Regions from separate parts of the Homo sapiens genome. Here region 2 is linked to region 1. Evidence: chromatin loops called from intact Hi-C (ENCODE). Cell type or tissue: MCF 10A. All regions are shown on one strand. Links, peaks and the distances in the headings refer to the core of each region. The heading gives the core; the rest is flanking DNA.

What was found. A loop is a pair of places that touch in the nucleus more often than their neighbours do. Peaks named below come from ENCODE experiments on the same cell type or tissue, not always from the same donor. Only the 100,000 strongest peaks of a DNase experiment are listed, where the experiment ranks them.
Region 2: it touches region 1 in a loop (16-fold over the local background); 6 of 110 quality-filtered maps call a loop at or near these places.

What each region holds. Positions count from the first base shown.
Region 1 is chr6:137,724,343-137,735,252 of GRCh38, forward strand. LINC02539 (long intergenic non-protein coding RNA 2539) reads right to left here. Exons shown (of 2, transcript NR_121619.1): 2 at 5,828-6,255. Among named protein-coding and RNA genes, the nearest start is that of LINC02539, 9.2 kb to the right of the region's middle. In MCF 10A, for the core only: no CTCF peak of the experiment used is centred there; DNase peaks (open chromatin) are centred at 4,589, 5,739 and 7,879.
Region 2 is chr6:137,825,996-137,836,905 of GRCh38, forward strand. The region is part of intron 3 of WAKMAR2 (wound and keratinocyte migration associated lncRNA 2); the gene reads right to left. Among named protein-coding and RNA genes, the nearest start is that of TNFAIP3, 36 kb to the right of the region's middle. RefSeq lists enhancers at 2,007-2,136, 2,157-2,206. In MCF 10A, for the core only: no CTCF peak of the experiment used is centred there; DNase peaks (open chromatin) are centred at 3,806 and 6,316.

The sequences.
Region 1 (10,910 bases), core at 1,071-9,070:
CTGGAAACTCAGGGTGAAATAAACAGCTGAAAGATTGCAGATCTATACAAGGGATTAAATAGTAGAATATTGAAGTCCATTGATATCATCGATTTTAAATTGAAAAAGAATTACAAAAGAATGTGGGTTAAGAGATGGTTTAAACCTCTCCAAGCTATTTTACCGCTAGAAATGTTAACACAAAAAAATATAATAATCTGATAATGGAGGATAATCGCTGATATTTCCTGTGCCTTCCTCCAATCCTCAGGATGACACTGGAAAGTAAACTATGAATTTGGATTCAAAATAATGTGGTATGGTTGGAGAGCATCAACTTCATCAACTGGATACAATGGCTGGAGATGCTCTGAATTTTCAGTTAGCAGGGCTCAGCTGGTCTCCATGAAAATGGTAGTTCCATTGGTCACAGTGTCTACAGTGATTTCATGTAAAAATTGCATCCCATTGCCTAGCCATCTGGCAAGGATCTGATTGCTGTCCCTTGAGATTCAGGAAGTTATGATGGTAAACTCACAGCTGAACATGGCTGGAGTAGAGATGGGGGACTGAGGCCTGGTATTACACCCATCTTCCAAATGGAATGAGTCCGGTGCTGGGTCAGGTCCCAGTTGACACTCAGAGAGCATGGCAGGCTGGTCAGCGATGCGACAGCTCACGAGAGTGAAACCGCACCACACAGAAGTAACAGGGACTCTTTGAGCTCATTTCCCTTCCTTCCATTGTGCAAGGAACTTGGCAGGCACCGCTGTGTGGGCCACAGTGGACACTCAGCAAAACAGCACGCGTTTGGCTTCTAAAACTCACTCTGCCAGCTCCTGACTTATGAGGGTGGTGGCAAAAGACCTGCTCTCTCTCAGCTTCTGTATCCATATCCCTAAAATGAGGGGGTTGTGTTGTACGATGCTGAGGAATGTTAGGATCAGATAAGATGATGAGAAACTCTGTTCCTCCTCTGTGTTCCCAGACACCTTAACCAGAAACCAGGCAGTCATGGGAGATGCCTCACTCCTTGTTTCTCCCCTCCTATTATTTCTACCTCCTAAACCCATCCCTTCCTCTTCTTCCCAATTGTCCCCCCTTATGTCAGGCTGTCCTGTTGTCTCACCTGGATAAACAGATTCCCAGTGTCTCACTTCACCCTCCTTTCCTGCGTCTGCCCCATTCACTCGCACTGTCTCCTCACGCCACCATGAAATAGTGAGAATGCATTCTGTCTTTTCTCTCTGCATCACCAGTGTCAAGCACAGTCATATGGAATAAGCTCCCCTCAAAATGTTTGATGGATGAATAACTAGGTAGAGGGATGAATTAATTAAACCTTCTGTGCAAGTACCATTTTTATAAGATAGTGTCTGAATGTGAGCTGCTATTCTCTGCAGTTCAATAAGCATAAATATTTGTTATAGATTTGGCACTGTGCTAGGTACTGGAGATGTGAAGATGAGTTAGATACAGTTCCTGACATTCGATTACCACCCAGTGAGCAAGACGGGCTGTATTAGTTAGGGTTCTCTAGAGAAACAGAGCCAACAGGATAGACAGATTGATAGGTAGATAGGGATTTATTTTAAGGAATTTTCTTGTGCAATTTTGGGGGAAGGCAAGTCAAAATTTGCGGAGATCAGCAGGCTAGAGACTCAGAGAAGAACTGATGTTGCAGTTCTAGTCTGAAGACAGACCGGAGGCAGAGGTCCCCCCTCCTTAGGGGACCTCAGATTTTTTTCTTTTTTTCTTTTTAAGGCCTTCAACTGATTAGCTGAAACCCACCATCATTATGGAGACTAATCTGCTTTGCTTAGTCTGCTGATTGAACTATTAGTCATATCTAAAAAATACCTTCACAGCCATTTCTAGACTGCTATTGGCCTAACATCTGAGCACCATAGCCTAGCCAAGTTGACACACAAAAACTGTCACACAGATGATGATAACACAATGCCTGCTATTGCATTTCTGCAAAGTAAACTAGATCTTTCTTTTATGAGAAGTTCTCTATACACTTTGGCATTCCAAAGCTAACATTTGTGAACTGCTTTCTCTGTAAATGCCATGCACTCTACAGGGTGCATTCATAAGCATGGCTTCCATCCCTACAACAATCTGTGATGTGGGTATTGTTCTTGCCTTTTACAAGTGAAAGAGGTCCAAGTAACATGCATGAGGTTCCACTGCTGATAGTGTAGTGGAGCTGAGATTTGAGTCCAAGCCTCTGCACTACTCCAAGTTCAATAATCTTTGCTGTACATCATGATACTTTAAACAAACATATTTAGCTTGAAGCTTAGCTTTTCCTAAAAGAAGCACTTCTTTAGCCAGGAATACTGTAGTATCACTAGATTTTGTAACAGGAATCATTTTCCCCCCCACCAAGCCCCACCACACACATACACACAAGGATGTGAATCAGTGCTCCCAGCTCATTTCCTATTGGCTATGAAGCTGGGAGAGGACCATGATTGGCCACAATCTTATTGGGTCATATTGATTCAATAAGATGAAAAGGGAGCTTCCCAAATATCACTATTATGACTGAGTTTTTGTCACACACACTAAAAAATCTTCTCCTTAACTCCAAGCCAGACACAGACCACATAGCCGCTAGTCTTTCTCAATAGACAAGACAGAATTGTTGGCACTAGGTTTACCTGTTAACTATCTGCTCAATATATAAAGAATATTCTTCTTTAAACTTGCCAAAATTAAATAGGAAATGAACTGCAAATGAAAAATACATTGTCTCGGGAGCTCTAACTTTTAACAGGAAAGCAAAGACACATGATATGAATACATGAATACAGTAATTATTTATTAATAGCCTACTAGGCGCCAAACAATGCTGCCCTTCCAAGGAAACAAAATGAGTAGAAATAATCTCATACCTCAAGGATGCACGGAATGGGGAAAAAGAGAAGAAGTGATATTTATTGAGTGGCTTTCATATGGCGGTTATTTTATCTCATTTAATCCTAACAATCCCATGAGATAGATAGCATCATCCCTTTATACAGATGGGGAAATTTAGTCTTTGCGAAATGGAGTGACTTGCCTGAGATCACACAACTGGTAAATACTGATAACTTAAACCAGATCTCTCTCTAAATCCAGAGCTCATGAACCTTCCACTGATCACACTGCAGAGAAGATAAAACAAATATATAAACCACTATAGCTAGCATGGACATATAACACCAAGAAGGGGTCAAGTAAAGTTTGAGGAATCTGGAGATGCTATTGGAAATGGTCTTTAGAAAGAACAGATGGTATTTTTCAGGCAGAGATGAGAAAGAGCATTTCAAAGGAGAGGAAAGAGCTGGAGCGAGACTTGGAGGGAGAAGTAGAAGGGGTTTGGAGGATAAGAGTTGGAAAAGCTTTATTGGCATTTTAAAAGCAGGATGATCCTCCTAGAAGGGGTAACTAATATAGATTAGAGTAGAGCAGATTGGAAGATAAGGAGACTGGGTGGGAGATCCTTGCAAGTGTCTTAGAGAGCACCTGCAGGAATGGAAGGAAAGACAGATTTGAGAGAGATCACAGAAGAGGATTGTAGGTGATCCTGAACTGAATGATGGACCAATGAGTTCAGACTGATGCAGAAGAATGAAACCAAATGCATTGGCGGAGTAGGTGACCAGATAAAAGTCATGCAGTAGAGGTCTCAGTTAAGATGAAATGCAAAGCAGAAAGAGGGAAGGAGGGAGCCAGAAAAGGAAGGGATTTCCGAATGTGCCGTCCTGAAAGTGGAGTCGATCTGAGTTGTGACCAAGCATAAGGTGTGGCCTCCTGGGGAGTGGCTGAGACAGAGCTCATCCAAATGGAAGACACCAGAAGATTACGAATCTGGAAGTCACCAGGAAATCTGGCGGTGAATTATATGGAAAGGATGTCAGGGCCGCAGAGACTGAAACCATGAAAGAATGTGAGAAAAAAGTCTTCAGAATTAGAAGTAACTGGGCAGAGAAGGGCAGAAAGTCAAAAGTTTACATCAAATCAGAAAAAATAAGTTGTCTACAAAATGGATGATGCATTATCCTGCAATCATAGTGAGGATTTCCATTGGAAAAATTAATAATAATAGTTAGAGTCTCACTTCTCCCTTCTTAGGGGAAAATGACATATTAGGCATATTCATATAGGGTATTGCATTTTTCATATTTGCTAGCAAGGAATGTCAAGAGAGGCAACTGGTGCTATCAGATAACATTGAAATGCCTCACCCTCACATTTCCTCACCTGTCCTGTGACCCACCTAGCCTGCATAAACCCAGTGAAGAGAGAAGGATCAAAGTTGAGCAAATTCTCTTCCATTTTTGTTGAGTCAATCACTTAACTATCACAGGAACAGGCAGGCATGTTTAAGGACACCCTGCCCATCTGTATCTCTTGTGCTGTCAAGATGAACGGGCAAAGTGTTAGTTCATGTAATGTGCAAGAAGACATGCAGCCCGGGTGAATAACTTCTGATCAGCATGTAGTATAAGAGAAAAGTCTGTCCAGCATGGCACTGAGCTGCATTCCAGCCCCATGACATGGCATCAGATTTGGCAACTGGGTCAGCAATTGTGCTCCAGTTGTTGCTTCTATTATCTACAGGGTTTTGCAAGCCTGGAACTTCCACCCACCGAAAGCAGACTGCTGGAGCTTATCTGGCGTTTGTTAGTGCAGAGCTCATTGTGTTGTCATGCATTGTCTAGTTTAGGCTTGATTCCACTGTCACATAATCCAAGGGAAAATGAAGAGCTCTGTGGACTGATCTCCATTTAATTTCAATTTTTCTATTGTTAGTGCTCTGCCTGCTAGGGAATTCCAGAAAGTGTTGCTTCATAATTACAAGGTAGGTCATAGCAAAGAAATGAATGGTGTAGCTGTCAGTCATAAGGGAAGTCTGGGGAAAACAGCCCTGGTTGCTGGCAACTGACTAGATGCGTTTGCTTTGTGCTGACATTAAAATCTCATTTGGAAGCAACGTGGGAGGTCAGTGAGTCTAACTGCTCCTGCTCTCTCAGAGCAGCAGCACTGGAATATGGTCTTTTTTTTTTTTTCTTGCTCTGTCACCCAGGCTAGAGTGCAGTGGCAAAATCTCAGCTTACTGCAACCTTCACCTCCCAGGTTCCAGTAATTATCATGCCTCAGCCTCCTGAGTAGCTGGGACCACAGGTGTGTGCCACCATACCCAGCTAATTTTTGCATTTTTAGTAAAGATGGGGGTTTTGCCATTTTGGCCAGGCTAGTCTCGAACTCCTGGCCTGAAGTCATCCACCCAGCTCAGCCTCCCAAAGTGCTGGGATTACAGGCGTGAGCCACCATGCCTGGCCCTGGAATATGGTCTTTTGGGCTGAGAGACCTGGCTACCTCATAATACATACAGTTGTATTACCAAGATGGCCTTGCATTTTCTCCCCATTGGGTTTAGTTTTCATAACTATATTAAGAGCTAATATTTAGTGAGTGCCCACTATGTGCCGTGCACTGTGCTAGTTCTTTAAATACATTATCTCAAATAGTCCTCACAATAAACCAGTAAGGTAGGCACTTTTATTTCCATTTTTCCAGATGGGATAGAGTCAAGCCCCATGGAGTCAGGATTTGAACACACATCTGCAGGTCTGGAGGATGATAGAACCTATCTTGTCTTTACTCACATTCCATGCTGGTCCCCAGGGCCCCAGTGCTGTACATTCCACAATGCAATCAAGATTCATTTGGAATTCTCTGAAGTGCTCCAGCAGGCCTTGTGCAACTCGAAGGTTCTGTCAACTCCTGTCTGGGGCTGACATAAATCTACAGCTTCTTTCACAATAATACTAGTAATAACAACAGTGACAGGTTTTTCAGTAATTTGCATATGTATTCTTTTATTTTATCCTTACAAAAGTCTTATAAAATGGGTAGAACAAATAGTTTACAGTTCAGTTTGCAAATAAGAAACCAAGACTCAGGTAAGTAATTTAAATTCTCTAACTCACAGCTAGTAAACTGTGGAATCCAGGAATCAAACCCACATCTTCTAAGCTCAAAGCCAGCGGGTCTCAGAGTGTGGCAACTGAACCAGTAGCATCCAGGAATTTGTTTTAAATAAACATTCTCAGGGCCCAGTGCAGACCTAATAAATCTGAAATTCTGGGGGTGAGTCCAGCCATCCGTGTTGGAACAAGCCCTCCAGGTGACAGTGGTGCACGCTCAAGCTTGGTCTAGGCCAGTGCTTCTTCCATTGCCTGGTGCGGCGTTCACTCCACCACCTCTAGTTCTGACCCTCTGCAATGAATGAAAAGAGAAAAAAGTGAACTGGTCTAACAGAATCTTTTGTATCTGAAGTGCAATTTCATCAGTGACTTCTTAAGATTATGCCTGAGGTTTTTGGTGTTGAGAAAAAAAAGACATCTCAGCCCTAATAGAGGAGGTTAATAAAGCCCATTGAACTTCATTTATTTTCTCACAGGGAACGCAAGGGTGACAATTCTCCAAAATAGGGATTGCATTTTTTCCTACTTATAAAAAAATTTATCTCAACAACATCTCTTCTATGAAATACAACACCATCATAATCACAAATGGCTTTTTAAAGAGTTTTTTGTTTGGTTTTGTTTTGTTTTGAGACAGGATCTCGCTCTGACACACAGGTTGGAGTGCAATGGTGTGGTCAGGGCTCATTGCAACCTCAACCTCCTGGGCTTAAGCACTCCTCCTGCCTCAGCCTCTCAAGTAGCTGGGACTACAGGTGTGTGCAACCAAACCTGGCTAATTTTTTATTTTTTTGTAGAGACAGAGTCTCGCTATGTTTCCCAGGCTGGTCTTGAACTCTTGCAGTCAAGCACTCCTCCCGCTTTGGCCTCCCAAAATGCTGGGATTACGGGCATGGGCCACCGTACCTGGCTAGGAGTTTTATTTTTGATAGGATTTCGCCTGTAACATTAAATAAAGAAAATATTTTCCAATGAACTGTTTATTAAAAATTAGCAATATTTATCTAAATATTAATCTCAGATAAGCATTTAATGACTAATGGAAACTGGGGGTGGGGGACCCAAGCAAATAGCCATCAAAATCAGTAGAAATAACACTTATTTAAAATAAATATTCATTAGGGAGAAAGTGCTGCACAGAACATAGGAACGTTGTCTTTAAAGTCAAATGGCCCTGGGATCCAGCACGGCTCTGCCATTTACTTGCTACCTGTGGGACTCAGAGCAAGTCATCTATCTACCCTCATCTGGACTTTATGCATCTGAAAAATGGAATCATAACTGAACCCACTCAAAGAGTTGTCCTGAGAATTAAATGAGCTCACATATGAAAAATACTTAAAACACAGTGACCTCTGCATAGTAAGGACTCAAAGACTGTTAGCAATTATTTTTGTGTTTTAAGTGACAAATATGTGCCATGTGCATAGTAGATCAGATGCCAGGGACAGAACAATGAATAGCATGTGAAACTTGCCCTCTGATCCTTCAAGGCTCACTCTTTCACTCTATTTTACAAAGTCTGTTTCTGTTTTGGTTTATTTTTAATGTAGCACTTGGAACATATCCCGAATTTACATATAACCTGGCAGGGCTGCGCTGGCTACCAGTAAGATTTCTTTTATGAGTACTTAAGATACCATCAATGATAAGACACATTATTTCAGGTACTGTTCAAAAAGAAAAAAAAAACACTGCTAATCATAATTATAAGATGTCATTGATTGTGAAATACTCCCTAATTTCAATTCAAGAAGCAGTAGAAAAAAATTTTTGTTTTAGAATTCATGCAATGTAGTATTTTCATTTCCCATCACTGCCTAGAACCCACAAAGAAACACTCTGCCTGGGCCATGTGTATATCTGTGTTAAGGGATGGAATGGGAAGTGGCTCACAAAAAGGATATTTCATAATAGATCGGAACTGGCTTTGAAGAAACTTTCTGAGTCAGAAAACAAATAAAACATCAATGGCAGATATCCTGCATCAAGAGGACAGTATGCTTCTGGAGCTGCCGGTACACTCTATAAAAATGACTGCAGTCAGGTCCAGTAAAAGTCCACTTATTTGGCTTCTACTCTTTGCCATTCATTGTTAGGTGGAGGGCTACCAGCAAAATCACATCTATTCTCTCTAGATATTCACATACTGGTAGGAGAGGTAGACAAACAGAATGCAGAGGACGGTTTCAATGTAGAAATATGCAAAGTCTAGAAATAGTACAAGAAAAATGAGGCATTAGGGGAGGAGAGGGAGTAAGAAGTGTGGCTAAAGAAGGCTCCTTGAGAAGGCAACGCCTGAGCAGTTTTGAAAGATAACTAAGAGCTGAACAAGCATTTGGGGAAAGCAACAACACTAAAAAAAATTGTAGGTGTTATGTCTATTTCAGCTAATGTTGTTTTTCCACAACTGTAGATTGGATGCCCTACCTCGGCTAATCAGGAGAGAGCTTGTGAAACAGCTGTACAAATATCTTTCTGCCAGAACCAGTGAATCTGGAAGCTCATATGAAGTCACTCATTATTATGACACACACACACACACACATACACACACACACACAGACACAAAACAAAATGAAAAAGAACCTGGCACAGACTTGGTACTTTTTGTTTTCATAGCTTTAAACAAACAAACAAACAAACAAAAAACAGGGCATTAGGATTGAGACTTAATGAAAAGTTGAGATATCACATTTCTTTTCAATTCTTCATATTGGACTCCGCAAGAGAAATAAAGGGGCGGGGAACACATTGTAATAAGAAATAACATGCATCATGAAATTGTTAAACAAGGCTGGGCACGGTGGTTCACACCTGTAATCCCAGCACTTTGGGAGGCCAAGGCCGGCAGATCACCTGAGGTCAGGAGTTCGAGACCAGCCTGGCCAAGATGGTGAAACCCTGTCTCTACTAAAACTACAAAAATTAGCCAGGCTTGGTGTTACGTGCCTGTAGTCCCAGCTACTCTGGAGGCTGAGGCAAGAGAATTGCTTGAACCCAGGAAGCGGAAGTTGCAGTGAGCTGAGATCACACCACTGCACTCCAGCCTGGGCGACAGAGTGAGTGAGACCCAGTCAAAAAAAAAAAAAAAAAAAAAAAGAAAAGAAAAGAAAGAAAAAGAAGAAAAAGAAGGGAAGAAAGCAAGCAAGCAAGCAAATGAGCGAGCAAGAAAGGAAGAAAGAAAGAGAAATTGTTAAGACAATACAAATAAATCAAATCAGGGGGATGGAGGAGCATGTGTGATTCTTCTCAAAGGAGGGGTTTTGCAAGGAATGGTCTATATTAGCTTGTAAAGTATGTACAAAATCCATTTTTCTCTGGGCACTTGTCCAATTCTGTCTCTTTTCCACTTTCAGTCAATGCTGATGGTGTGGTAAAGCTTTTTTTATTCAGAAAGAACTCTAGTCAACCTTGACACTTTTTTTTTTTTTTTTGAGATGGAGTCTTGCTCTGTCACCGAGGCTGGAGTGCAGTGGCACGATCTCGGCTCACTGGAAACTCTGCCTCCCAGGATCACGCCATTCTCCTGCCTCAGCCTCCCGAGTAGCTGGGACTACAGGCGCCCATCACCTCGCCCGGCTAATTTTTTGTATTTTTAGTAGAGACGGGGTTTCACCGTGTTAGCCAGGATGGTCTCGATCTCCTGACCTCATGATCCGCCCGCCTTGGCCTCCCAAAGTGCTTGGATTACAGGCATGAGCCACTGTGCCCGGCCGACACTTCTAAACTTAGCAATCCATTTCCTTGACCCTATCAGTTTGTTGTCACTTCCAACCTAGGGCCCCTCAAATGGCAGAAGTAAGTTGAACACAAATTTAGTGATGTTCCTTCCTTGTTTCATTTTATAGCTGCCATTCATCAAATTGCCTTCTTCCTACATCTGCTACCTACTATACAACCTCATTGACACTCTAAACAACACACCAGATAAAACCAGTTTGTTCACAGATCATATGCCAAGGCAACCATATACCAGGCAATTCAATTTTGGACTTTCTGGAATTTCAGGGAGAATTTATCCACAAAGAGCATATGCAGAACCCAGGTTCCCTCTGAAAAAAATTCTGAATTAGTTGCAAAATTCCCATGACACATCATAATTAGGGAGAGATGGACAAGAAGATAAGAGTATGGCTCCAATCAAGGAGACTTCATCGCATATAAATATTTGCATGGCAATCATGAGATCATGCATGCAAACAGCTAGCCCAGGGCCTGCTATATAAAACCATCAAAAGCTTAGTTTACCCCGTGTGGGGCTATCTCAAAGGCATCCCACCCTAATCTGAGGTAACAAGTATTCTGGAAGAATCCAAAGCTGTGGAAGAGGAGAAACACAGAGGAAAGAGAAAGTTGTTTGATTTGTGTTGGTTTGTTTTTTATCCGAACCTGTTTCAGCATTCTTACAGGGAAAAGCCAAGCCTTACCATCTTCCTCATTATTAAACAAGCTTAGAAAGCCTGCAAAATCTTATTTTTTAGCAGACGTTGGTAGCATATACTGTGTATCAATGGAACTGAATGCTCAAGTTAGAGCATAAATAATTTTTGTACATAATTTATATGTTTCTGTAAAGCAAAAGGAATTATGTTTGCATCAGAAGCTTTTCTCACGTTATTGCCAAACTCCCTCTTTTTTCTGTCTGATGTAAGGTCACGCTGTTGCACAATTGGGAACACTGGGGTAATAACGGGAGACAGAAAGGACAGGGAACTGTGCATTTCAGTTTGTTCAAATACATTGGTAACTCATCTCTGTCTCCTCCACACTTCCTCCTGGCTCTATGGGTCATGGTAGAGGAACAATTACGTGGAAGAAATCAAATATGAATGACTGCTTTCCCCCTCCAGCTCTCTTCCCTACTTCCTCCTTGTGATGGGTTTATCACTTTTCCCTCCAGGGTTGTAAATAAAGGCTTCTGGGGTTCTCACGGCTGGAGAGAGA
Region 2 (10,910 bases), core at 1,727-9,726, 100 kb after region 1:
AAAGAGTTGTTGGGTCTTCTCACCTCTACCCTCATCTGCCGTGAGCACACAGTGCTCCACGGATATATTCAAACTTGAATCAGGCCAGGCACGGTGGCTCATGCCTGTAATCCCAGCACTTTGGGAGCCCAAGGCGGGCGGATCACAAGGACAGGAGATTGAGACCATCCTGGCTAACATGGTGAAACCCGGTCTCTACTAAAAATACAAAAAATTAGCCCCGCATGGTGGCAGGTGCCTGTAGTCCCAGCTACTCGGGAGGCTGAGGCAGGAGAATGGCGTGAACCCGGGAGGCGGAGCTTGCAGTGAGCCGAGATTGTGCCACTGCACCCCAGCCTGGGCGACAGAGCAAGACTTCGTCTCAAAAACAAAACAAAACAAAACAAAACAAAACAAAAAAACCTGAATCAATAAGTGAGGAATTTTATGAAATGCACTCTTGAAGCCAATGAAATAAGGTCATCCATAACTATAAACCAGCAGCTAAATATTACGTAAGCATGGGACTTGGACTCTATTTCATTTAGACCACCTGAAGCAGGTTCTCTTGGAACTGCAAAACAAAAGAAGAGAGAGAAAGAAAGACCACCATTGTGATGGTTTCCAGATAGGCCTAATCAAAAGGTTGAAAATTTCTACCAAGAATATTAAGTCATTACAGCAGGTACCTTTTCTAATTAAAATTGTATTCCCACTGCATGGCTGCATCCTAATAAACTGAGAGGCATCAGCTAGCTACCTTATCTTTCATACCAGCTGTAAGTATGCTGATATACATATGTATATTATATTTGTATTATGTATAATATCTATATGCTATATGTATATATAAAGTATAGCCCTTAAAAATTATTTCAAAGTCACACAATCATCTGAGTCACACAAGCACATAGAAAAAGAGATAAAGGTATGTTATGTAACTCACCTCCTGTATCCAGATAAGTCTTCAGTCAAACAAATACAATTATTTGATATTTTTTCCTTGATGCTTTTGAAGACACCTCCTCCATAACCACAATCAGGAACGGTCTGTATTTCAGCAGTCAGGAAGTTCTTTTTTTTTTTTTTTTTTTTTTTTTTTTTTCAAATAAACTGCTTATCTTAGAATGGTTTTAAAATTACAGAATTAATGTAATTAGTGCAGTAATGTAATTAGTGCAGTAATGGTACAGAGCGCTCCCTACCTAATACTGAGTTTCCCCTATTGTTAACATATTACATTAATATGGTACCTTTGTCATGACCAATGAATCAGTATTGATACATTATTTCCTCAGCTTTTCCCTAATGTCTTTTTTCCTTTTTCTTTTTTGAGATGGAGTCTCACTCTGTTGCCCAGGCTGGAGTGCAGTGGCACGATCTCGGCTCACTGCAGCCTCCACCTCCTGGGTTTAAGTGATTCTTCTGCCTCAGCCTCCCAAGTAGCTGGGATCACAGGCGCCCGCCAATACACCCAGCTAATTTTCGTATTTTTAGCAGAGATGGGGTTTCACCATCTTGGCCAGGCTGGTTTCAAACTCCTTACCTCAAGTGATCTGCTTGCCTCAGCCTCCTAAAGTGCTGGGATTACAGGTGTGAGTCACCGTGCCCTGCCCCTAATGTGCTTTTTCTATTCCAGGATTCCATGCAGGATACCACATTGTATTTAGTAGTCATGTCTCCTTAGGCTCCTCTTAGCTGTGGCAGTTTCTTAGACTTTCCTTGGCTTTGCTGACCTTGATAGTTTTGAGGATTACTGGTCAGGTATGTTGTAGAATGTCCTTCCATTGGGTTTTGTCTGATGTTTTACTCATGATTAGACTGAGTTAATGCATTTAATGGGAGGGAGACCACAGAGGCAAAGTGCCATTCTCATTATATCATATCATCAAGGGTGCACACTATCAATCGCTTGCCAATGTTAGGGAGTTGTTTTTAAGGTCAAAAGTAAATTCCTATTGTTAAAGCAGTGGTTCTCAAAGTGTGGTCCCCCAGATCAGCAGTGTCAGCATCACCTGGAACTTGTTAAAAATGCAAATTCTTGGCTTTATCACAGGCCTACTAAATCAGAAACTCTGGGGGTGGAGCCCAGTGATCTGTCTGAACAAGCCTAGGTGATTCTGATGCAGCTGAAGTTTAAGAACTGCCGTGTTCGTGGTTGTCTAACATGTTTGGCCTCAATGTATAAAAAGAGTTCTCCTCAGTGCCCATCTATTAAGCCAGTGGTTCTCAACTCTGCTGCATTTCATGAATACCCACGCCCAGGCACCATCCCCAGAGACTGATATCACTGCTTTGGGAGGGTGTCTTACTGAAAAGTTCCCAGGTGGTTCCAAGCCTAGACAGGGTTAAGGGCTCCTGCCCTGGCCCTCAGCTAAGAGAAGTCTCCCCTCTTCTACTCATGCTTTCCACCCTTGTAAGCTCTCCTTCCTTTCCCCCTTGGCCTTTGGAAGAATGGATCAATCAGTAGCCTGGTTTCTTAGAAAACATCAAAGAAGATTTAATGCTACAGAACTTCAGATTGGTAATAGCCATAAAGGTCAACTAGTTATGTGGTTTTAAAAGTTTTTTTGAGCAGACTCTTTCTTCAAAGGAAATCTTTATGGGGAAACCCAAACCAATACAGAAAAAGAGAGAAAACTGAGCTGCCCTGAGTGAAGGGGAAGGGACTTGAGGTTGCTTCTGGTCCTCCTGACACTATCTAGCCATCACTGGGCTAGTTCAGCCTTCCCAGTCAATGGTTGTCCACCTTCTCCTTGATCATTTCCAGCATCAGGGGCTCCTCCACTTACCACGCCACTTCCATTTCAGTACCAAGCATCAAAGCTTTCTTTCTTTTGAGCCCCCATTGGCTTCCCCATCACTTCCTATCACTAATACAGCTCCTTTCCTGGTGTTAAAGAAGAGAGATAGAGAGCCTTTCCCATAAAAAGCCTCTTTTTATTTCATGATTCAGGCACCCTGCTCCCTCAACAGTGGTTCTCAACTGGATTGTGCATTAGAATCAACCAATGCACTTTCAAAAGTCTCACTGCCCAGGATACACCCCAAATCAATCTGGTAGTGTCTTTTCAGGTGGACCCAGGTAGACAAGAACCACATGCAGCCTGGCTGGGGACTGAGCACCTTTGTCAGAGCCTCTCCCCTCACCCCCAGGCCAACAGGGCCACCCTCTTTCCTGATGATTGACACTACTCTGAACCTCCTCATCATTCCATCTGCTCCCTTTAGAGAATGCTCCATTATCCGTATCAAAAAGTAAGTCATAGTGGCACAATTTTCACAAACAGTTTTTATACAATGAAGGTAAAAAGTTTAAGTGCTGGGTTGATATAATACCAAATTCTTTCTTTCTCAAGTTAATTAGAATAAAAAGACACCTATTTGCTTCGTGACTCAACAATCCAACTTCTACTCCCATGTCCCCCTTCCCCTATACTGGAAAGATTGTACAAATGCTCCTACCTTTCCCGGAGCAGAAGTGTCTCACAGCTAGTATCCCTGCTCTGCCCTTGTTAAATGAGAGGTAAATGATGTGATCATTTTTTTGTGACTGCCTTAAGCAACTCCACCCAGATGGCCTGGCTGTTTGTTTGGTGAAGATTTCTCTCTCCTCTTCTGCCCCCTCTTTCTGACCCATTAGTCAGAAAATAACTGGGCTTTGCAAATGTAGGTTGTGTAAGTTGTCAGGTTCACCAGCCTCCAAATGGCCTGTCCCAAATCCTCTTAACCAGTATTTCCGGAATGAAGTTAAGATCATGCAGGCCATTAGCCAAGGAGTTTAGCTAGAGAGGGTGGGGTGAAGCACAACCCATGCTTTGAAGTATCTGAAACACTCACCAGCCAATGACAATTACTTGTCTCCACTAGGCTGAAGAACATATTTCAGTTGTTCCTATCTCCACTGAAAAACTTGCCTCCTATATATGACATGACTCATAGTCATTAAGTCCAACGTGGAACGCAAAGAGGTTACTGTTTTCCTAACCATTGTATTCGAAGTCTCAGTCAGCTCAACCAACTGCTCCAAGTTGCAGAACATGGCTGAGGTAAACATGGAATTGTGCTGAGAGTTTTGTCTTAAACTCATGCCATCCATCTTCAGTTGGACCCTCGATTCTCTCTTATAATCATTTTTCTTTTCCTTACTAAACTTGATACTCTATGCCCCACAATAGTGTTTCAGAACTTCCTTCCAAAGTTTCAGTTTTCACATCTTTAAAATAAAGATAATCATAGCATCTACTTAGTAAGGCTGTTCTCAGTATTAAATCAAAGGATAGGCGTAAAGTTCAAAACATATGACATAAGTACCTAATACATGCTGTTACTATTATTATATATGTTATTATCTATGCTAATATTATATGACATGAATAATGAAATAACAAAATAATATTTTCTACTCATCTCAAAGTTACGAAACTTTTTTAGTGTCAGCTATATGCTAGTTATCCTGTTAACATGACACTTTGATATACAGCCCCTAAGATCCCAACTCCCTTCCACTCTCTTTCCCTCATCTTATTGGCCTTCTTTCTTACTAAGATCAAGGCAAGTCCATGGAAGCCCCTCAATATTCCCCTGCATCTCAGAATTTCTCCATGTCATCAAAGTTCCTGTTTTTCTTTCCTCTTCTCTCTGAAGGCCATCTCTGCTCCACTCCACAACCCTGGCCCTTCTCACACTAAGTATGGTGCCCCAGGGAGGATTTCCCCTTCAGCCCCACCTAAGAGATCTCAGCATGCAGCCCACAAGGTTTAAAATTGAGTCTTTACTCTTGAAAAGATTAAAACAGAGTTGAGGTGCCAAAAAAAAAAAAAAGAAAAGAAAACCTACAAGATAGCTCATAACAAGTGCCAACTGAGTCATTCAGAAAAAAAAAAAAAAAGAGAAATGCCACTACCTTCAGCAAAAGGGAACCATTGAACTATCATTGAAAAAATACTGTTCCCCAGAGGGAAAAAATTAACTCCAAAAACTTTGTCATCATATTATTAATATTTTAATATCTCATCATTTTTATAAGGCAGTTTCACAAAGTTATTTCCTTTAAGCCACTTAGAGAGGTAGATTAAGGAATATTCTGCCCATTTTACAAATGAAGAAACTGAGATGCAGAGAAGGTTTAGGAGAATTCCCAACCTGGGCAGCTAGTAAGTGCTAGAGCCAGGACTTCAATGTGGGTCTTGGGAGCCCCTTCCCCCTGCCCTTTCTTGTAGGCCATATTGACTTTCTACTGGAGGACATTACCATTTGTTCATTTACCATGATGCTGGAAACTTAGCATTATGTTTTCACATCTGCCCATTACAACTCTAGGTGGTCAGTCTAATTACCTGCATTTTAGATGTAAGGATGACTTTGTGAGGAGGGGGAGCAGAGGGAGGGAGTCTGTTAAGTAAGTAGCCCAAATCCCACTGCTAAAAAGCTCTAAAGTTGGCATATAAATTCAGGGCTCATGAACCTGAATTTTATTTTTTATTTGCAAGAAATTGTATTTCCTACAAATTAAGCATTTTTTTGCCTGTGAGAGCAAAAGATAACACCAAAAAAAAAAAAAAATGAAAGCAAAGTCTAAAACAGGTGGTAGTGACAGCAGAAAAAAAAAATATATATATACACTCATGGTTAGGCAACTTGTCAGCCAAGCCTGGGCCATAAAACACGATAAAAAAAGGTTTGGTTAATAGCCAGAATTACTCAGTTATTCTCATAAATGCTAATTATTAAGTTATTTATGAAAGGAAAAGGATTTTCATTTGATTGTCCCCTGGCTTTTATTGCTCTCTGTGATAACATAAATTCCCCTTCCAGGACCCCTTCAATGATTAAGGTGCATAGCTGTGATCTATAAGCATATTCAGACCTATCACCCATATAGATCAGCTCTGACAAAACGATTTGATGGCTTATGTTTTTTTCAGATAAATTCTATTCTTTGTATTTCATTAGAATGTAGATACCTATAAAAAGTACCTTAAGTAATATGAATCTTGAGATGTTAGAAACATTTCTTCAGAAAAAAAAATACCCACCAAGGAAGTTATAAACCAACTTAAAGAATAGGTGTTCAACAAAATAAATAAACCCAAAAATACTTAATATAATGCAGGAAAGTTTATGGTAGGGACTTGATATGGCAATCTCTTTGGAATTTTAAGTATAAAATGTTTCAGTGGGTTGATTCTCAAAATTCTAAAGCATGACAATAATTTTTTACCAGGTACAATGTGCTTTTAGGAGGATTTCTTCCTTTTCTCCCCCGTTTTTATGTTCAGTCTGACCTGGTTGATGACTGTGACTCAGATGATAGACGGACTACTTGTGGTTTGAAGGGTGTTGCTTCAGAATTCTAATCTCTTTTGTCATGGACCATCCCTGGGGATTCCAAAGTATTACTAGCTGTAAAGGAACTCCCCCTCCTCAATAAACCACAGCTCCCAACAAGAAATGAGCAACTTCTGATAGTGAAAATGGGACATTTTAAAAGAATTAACTAATAGTAAAACCAAGTCAAGAAAACGCTCTCTGAAATGCATTATTTACTATATTAGGAAAAGATGCATGGAGAGAGACAAAAGTTTTACAAGAGGTAAACTGGATTAATTCTATGAAAAACTTGCTAACCAAAGACTTGTTATTATTGCTTTTCACCAATGTATTGGAAGGGCGGAAAGAGAGAATAAATTATAACTCACCTAAGGACCAATTACCTCAATTTTTGGCTCATACCCAGAGAAAACAATTATTCCTAGGAATCTCTTAATCAAATTGAAGTCCAACAAACATTTATGTGTACCTACTATGGGCCACCCTCTGTTGACAAGTATTGGGGAGTGAGTAAGGCCAGGTCTTTCCCTTGAAGAAGCTTACTATTCAGTGGAGGAGTTCATACTAAATTCACAAACCTTTGAATACTAATCAGAGTTGTTAAGTATTACTACCTGCTAGTGCTTAGCTCTGTCCTCAGAATAAATAAATGAGGGAGGATCCAGGGGCACATGAAGACCTCACACAATTCAAGTTCAATAGACTTCCTTACTACAGGCTTCCATTTGTAGTGTTGTATTTATTTTCTCTTAATCTATTGCAAGGAGAGGCATGTATTCATTTATTAATGATGCTACAAGTACAATGTGAACATCCTGGAAAATACAAATTACTTATTTGCAACCCAGAAACTTAAATTTCAAAAAGTAAGAGACTGATTGGATCAAAAAAGGGCTGAAAAATGAAAAGGCTGCTGGTCAGAATATCGGCAGAGGCTAAAGTTATAGCTAATTCAAGCAAAAGATTTCCAAGATGCTCCCTTAGCACACTGAATGCACAGAGTGAAAATAGTGTTGGAGTTTGCAGAAACAGTTTTTTTAGAAAAGGCATGATCATATATAAAATACTCAAACTTTCCAGATTCAAAATTCCCAAGTGGAAAAGAATTGGGGACTTTTTAAAGAGATTTAATGATTCAGCTTGATTATCCAACATTATTCAATTGCTATTTGACTTAGTATGTTTTGTGTTACTATAAAGGCATATCTAAGACTGGGTAATTTATTTTTTAAAAGAGATTTATTTAGCTCATGTTCTGCAGGCTGTACAAGAAGCAAGGTGCCGGCATCTGCTTAGCTTCTGGTGAGGGCTTGTGTGCTGCATCAAAATATGGTGGAAAAGACTAAAGGGCAAGTAGACACGTGCAAAGAGGGTCAAAACCCAAGGGGTGTCCTGGCTTTATAACAACCCTGCCCTCAGGAACTAATCCATTCCCCGCAGAACCAATCCAGTCTCAGGAGAGCAAGAGTTCACTCAATTCCTTGAAAACAGAACTGATATGGTTTGACTGTGTCCCTATCCAAATTTCATCTTGCATTGTAGCTCCCATAATTCTCACGTCATAGAAGGGACCGGTGGGGGGCAACTGAATCATGGGGGTGGGTCTTCCCCGTGCTGTTCTCGTGATAGTGAATAAGTCTCATGAGATCTGATAGTTTTATAAAGAGAAGTTCCTCTGCACATGCCCTCTTGCCTGCCACCATGTAAGACCTGACTTTGTTCCTCATTTACCTTCTGCCGGGATTCTGAGGCCTCTCCAGCCATGTGGAACTGTGAGCCAATTAAACTTCTTCCCTTTAGAAATTACCCAGTCTCAGGTATGTCTTTTTTTTTTTTTTTTTTTTTTTTTTTTTTTTTTTTTTTGAGATGGAGTCTCACTCTTGTTGTCCAGGCTGGAGTGCAATGGCACGATCTCTGTTCACCTCAACCCCCACCTCCCAGGTTCAAGCAATTCTCCTGCCTTGGCCTCCAGAGTAGCTAGGATTACAGGCATGTGCCACCATACTTGGCTAATTTTTTGTATTTTTAGTAGAGATTGGGTTTCTCCATGTTGGTCAAGCTGGTCTCAAACTCCCGACCTCAGGTGATCCGCCCGCCTTGGCATTCCAAACTGTTGGGATTACAGGCATGAGCCACTGCACCCGGCCTTGGGTATATCTTTATTAGCAGCATAAGAAGAGACTAATACAAGAACCAAGCCATTCACAATGGGTCTACCCCATGACATAAGCTCCTCCCACCAGGCCCCACATCTCAACACTACCACTTTGGGAATCAAATTTCGACATGAGATTTGATAGGGACAAACAAACCATATCCAAACTACAGCAGGGTTTAAAAAGCAAGCAAACAAAACAACACACACACACACACACACACACACACACATACACCATACCTGATTATGCAGTTAGGTAAAACACTCAAATCAGCAATAAAAGTCTGCAAATTTGTAAACTGCATCAAGTAGTAGCCTGTAGAGTTTGGGATTGCATTTTGTAGTTCCTTTAACTCCCTCCACAATGATGAGCAATCTTATTCGCATCACAGACATTCACATTTAGTGAATATGCCGGAAGAGAGGGAGGGAGGGAGGGAGGGAGGGAAGGAAGGGAGGCAGGAGGGAGGGAAGGAAGGAAGGAAGGAAGGAAGGAAGGAAGGAAGGAAGGAAGGAAGGAAGGCAGGCTCTATAGGCACAGATGTAGATGTAGGTATATGGGTGTGAGGATTTGCGGACTTTACCTTCTAAATTGGACATCAAGAAATTAAAATGAATGAATTTAAATTTTCTAAACTTGCTTGCTTATACGAATCACCAGAAACTATGTGTTAAATGTACTGATTTCCAGGCCTCTGTGCTGACAATTCTGATCTGAAAGAAGAGTGGAAATCTGTATTGTTAACAAGTAATCACCTCCTGGTGATCCTTGTTATCAAGCAGGTTTAGGAAATACTGAACTAACTGATTCACGTTGCTCTGTTCATAATATTTCATTTGCTTAATTAAGATCTTTTTACCATGGACATTTTCAGTGGTCCTTTCTTCAGTCCCAAACCCTATTACCCTACATTTTTTCCCTCTAGGAGTCTTATCTCTTCCCTTATAGGATGGTGATGCAGCCATATCTGCCTGAATCTCTAGACCATTTCCACCCAAGTCGTCATCATTGATAACTCTTCCATCAGAGTCCTCATGGTTCGGGTAATACATGTTCAGGTCAAAACCTTTAAAACCTTGGAGAAAGGAAATAGTTTTATCAGGAAAAGCTGAAAAAGAAAAAAAGAACAAAAACAAAAACTTGAGGAAGTGAAAACATCTGAGGCCTAAAGTCAGGGAATATACCAAAGGAACAAAACCCCAAATCTCTTGTTCACACTTCCTCCAGATGTACTTAGAAATTATTTGCACATTTCTACTTCAAAAAACGTTATTTTCTGCTTTGATCAAAGTTTTCAAGTTTTGTAGATGATATTCATGTATTTGTATCCTAACCGGCTGAGTATATGAATGTGTTACTTCCACTATACCACATGAAGAAATATACCTACTCATTCATTTTTCATTCATTCAACAATTTGCTAAATACCTACCGCATGCCGCTGTGTAATTGAACTAGTATAGTGTACAGACACTAACAAGAGATAATCCCCGTCCGTAAATAAATTACAGTTAATTGGAAAAATAGACACATAAGCAAATAACTATACATTATGCTCCAAAGTAACTATTATATTAAGATTTGTATATAAGATGTTATGAGAACATAGAAAAGCATATCCTGATTATGGAGAAGGGCGACCTTTAGGGAGGAGATGAAGGAGATGACAATTTTTTCACAGTTATCTCTTGCTAAGGTAATTTTTAATTGCATAAATTAATATAATAACATTATTAAGGGAACATTTTTTCACCACTTTGCACATTGACAGTTTTCCTTTTTCCATGTTTCCATTCAAACTTTGTCCATAAGTATGTGTATATATACATGTGTGTTAGAAAGTTTAAATCATAATATCTGTAATTATGTTTCAAAAGCTTGCATACATTTGGCTATTTGAAAACCAAAATATAGCTTCCTATAAAAATAAAATTATTAAAGGTTGTTAGGTTTCCCCAAACCTAAGCCTATTTAATACACAACACTCTATTGCTATACTATTGTAGTTGTACAGTGAGAGAGTAATTGTATTGTAATCAGAAAAATATATTGGGTTTCTAATGAATTTCTCTAATAAGAAGGAAAACAATAAAATGATTTGAAAAGATTTTTTTTTGTATTCCAGATGTTCTTCCTTGAGGTACGAATTAGTAGATAGCCATGGCTAGGTAAAGGAAGGATGTCAACCAGATGCTAGTGGATGGGCAGTTCTGTTTCCCTTTGATAGAATTCTAGTTAGGGGATGTGGGCCTCTGAACTTCAGAGCTAGTGGCAGAGAGTAGCATGCACAGCTCATTTTCTAATTTGGAGAGGAAGATTGTCTCTGGAATGGGGGAAAGATGAGCACATATGGATCTAGGTCGTCCTCTGGCTGACTGGGAAATCAGCATCCTGAAAATGTACAGCATGTATACAGCAGAGTGGGAAGAGAAAAAGAAA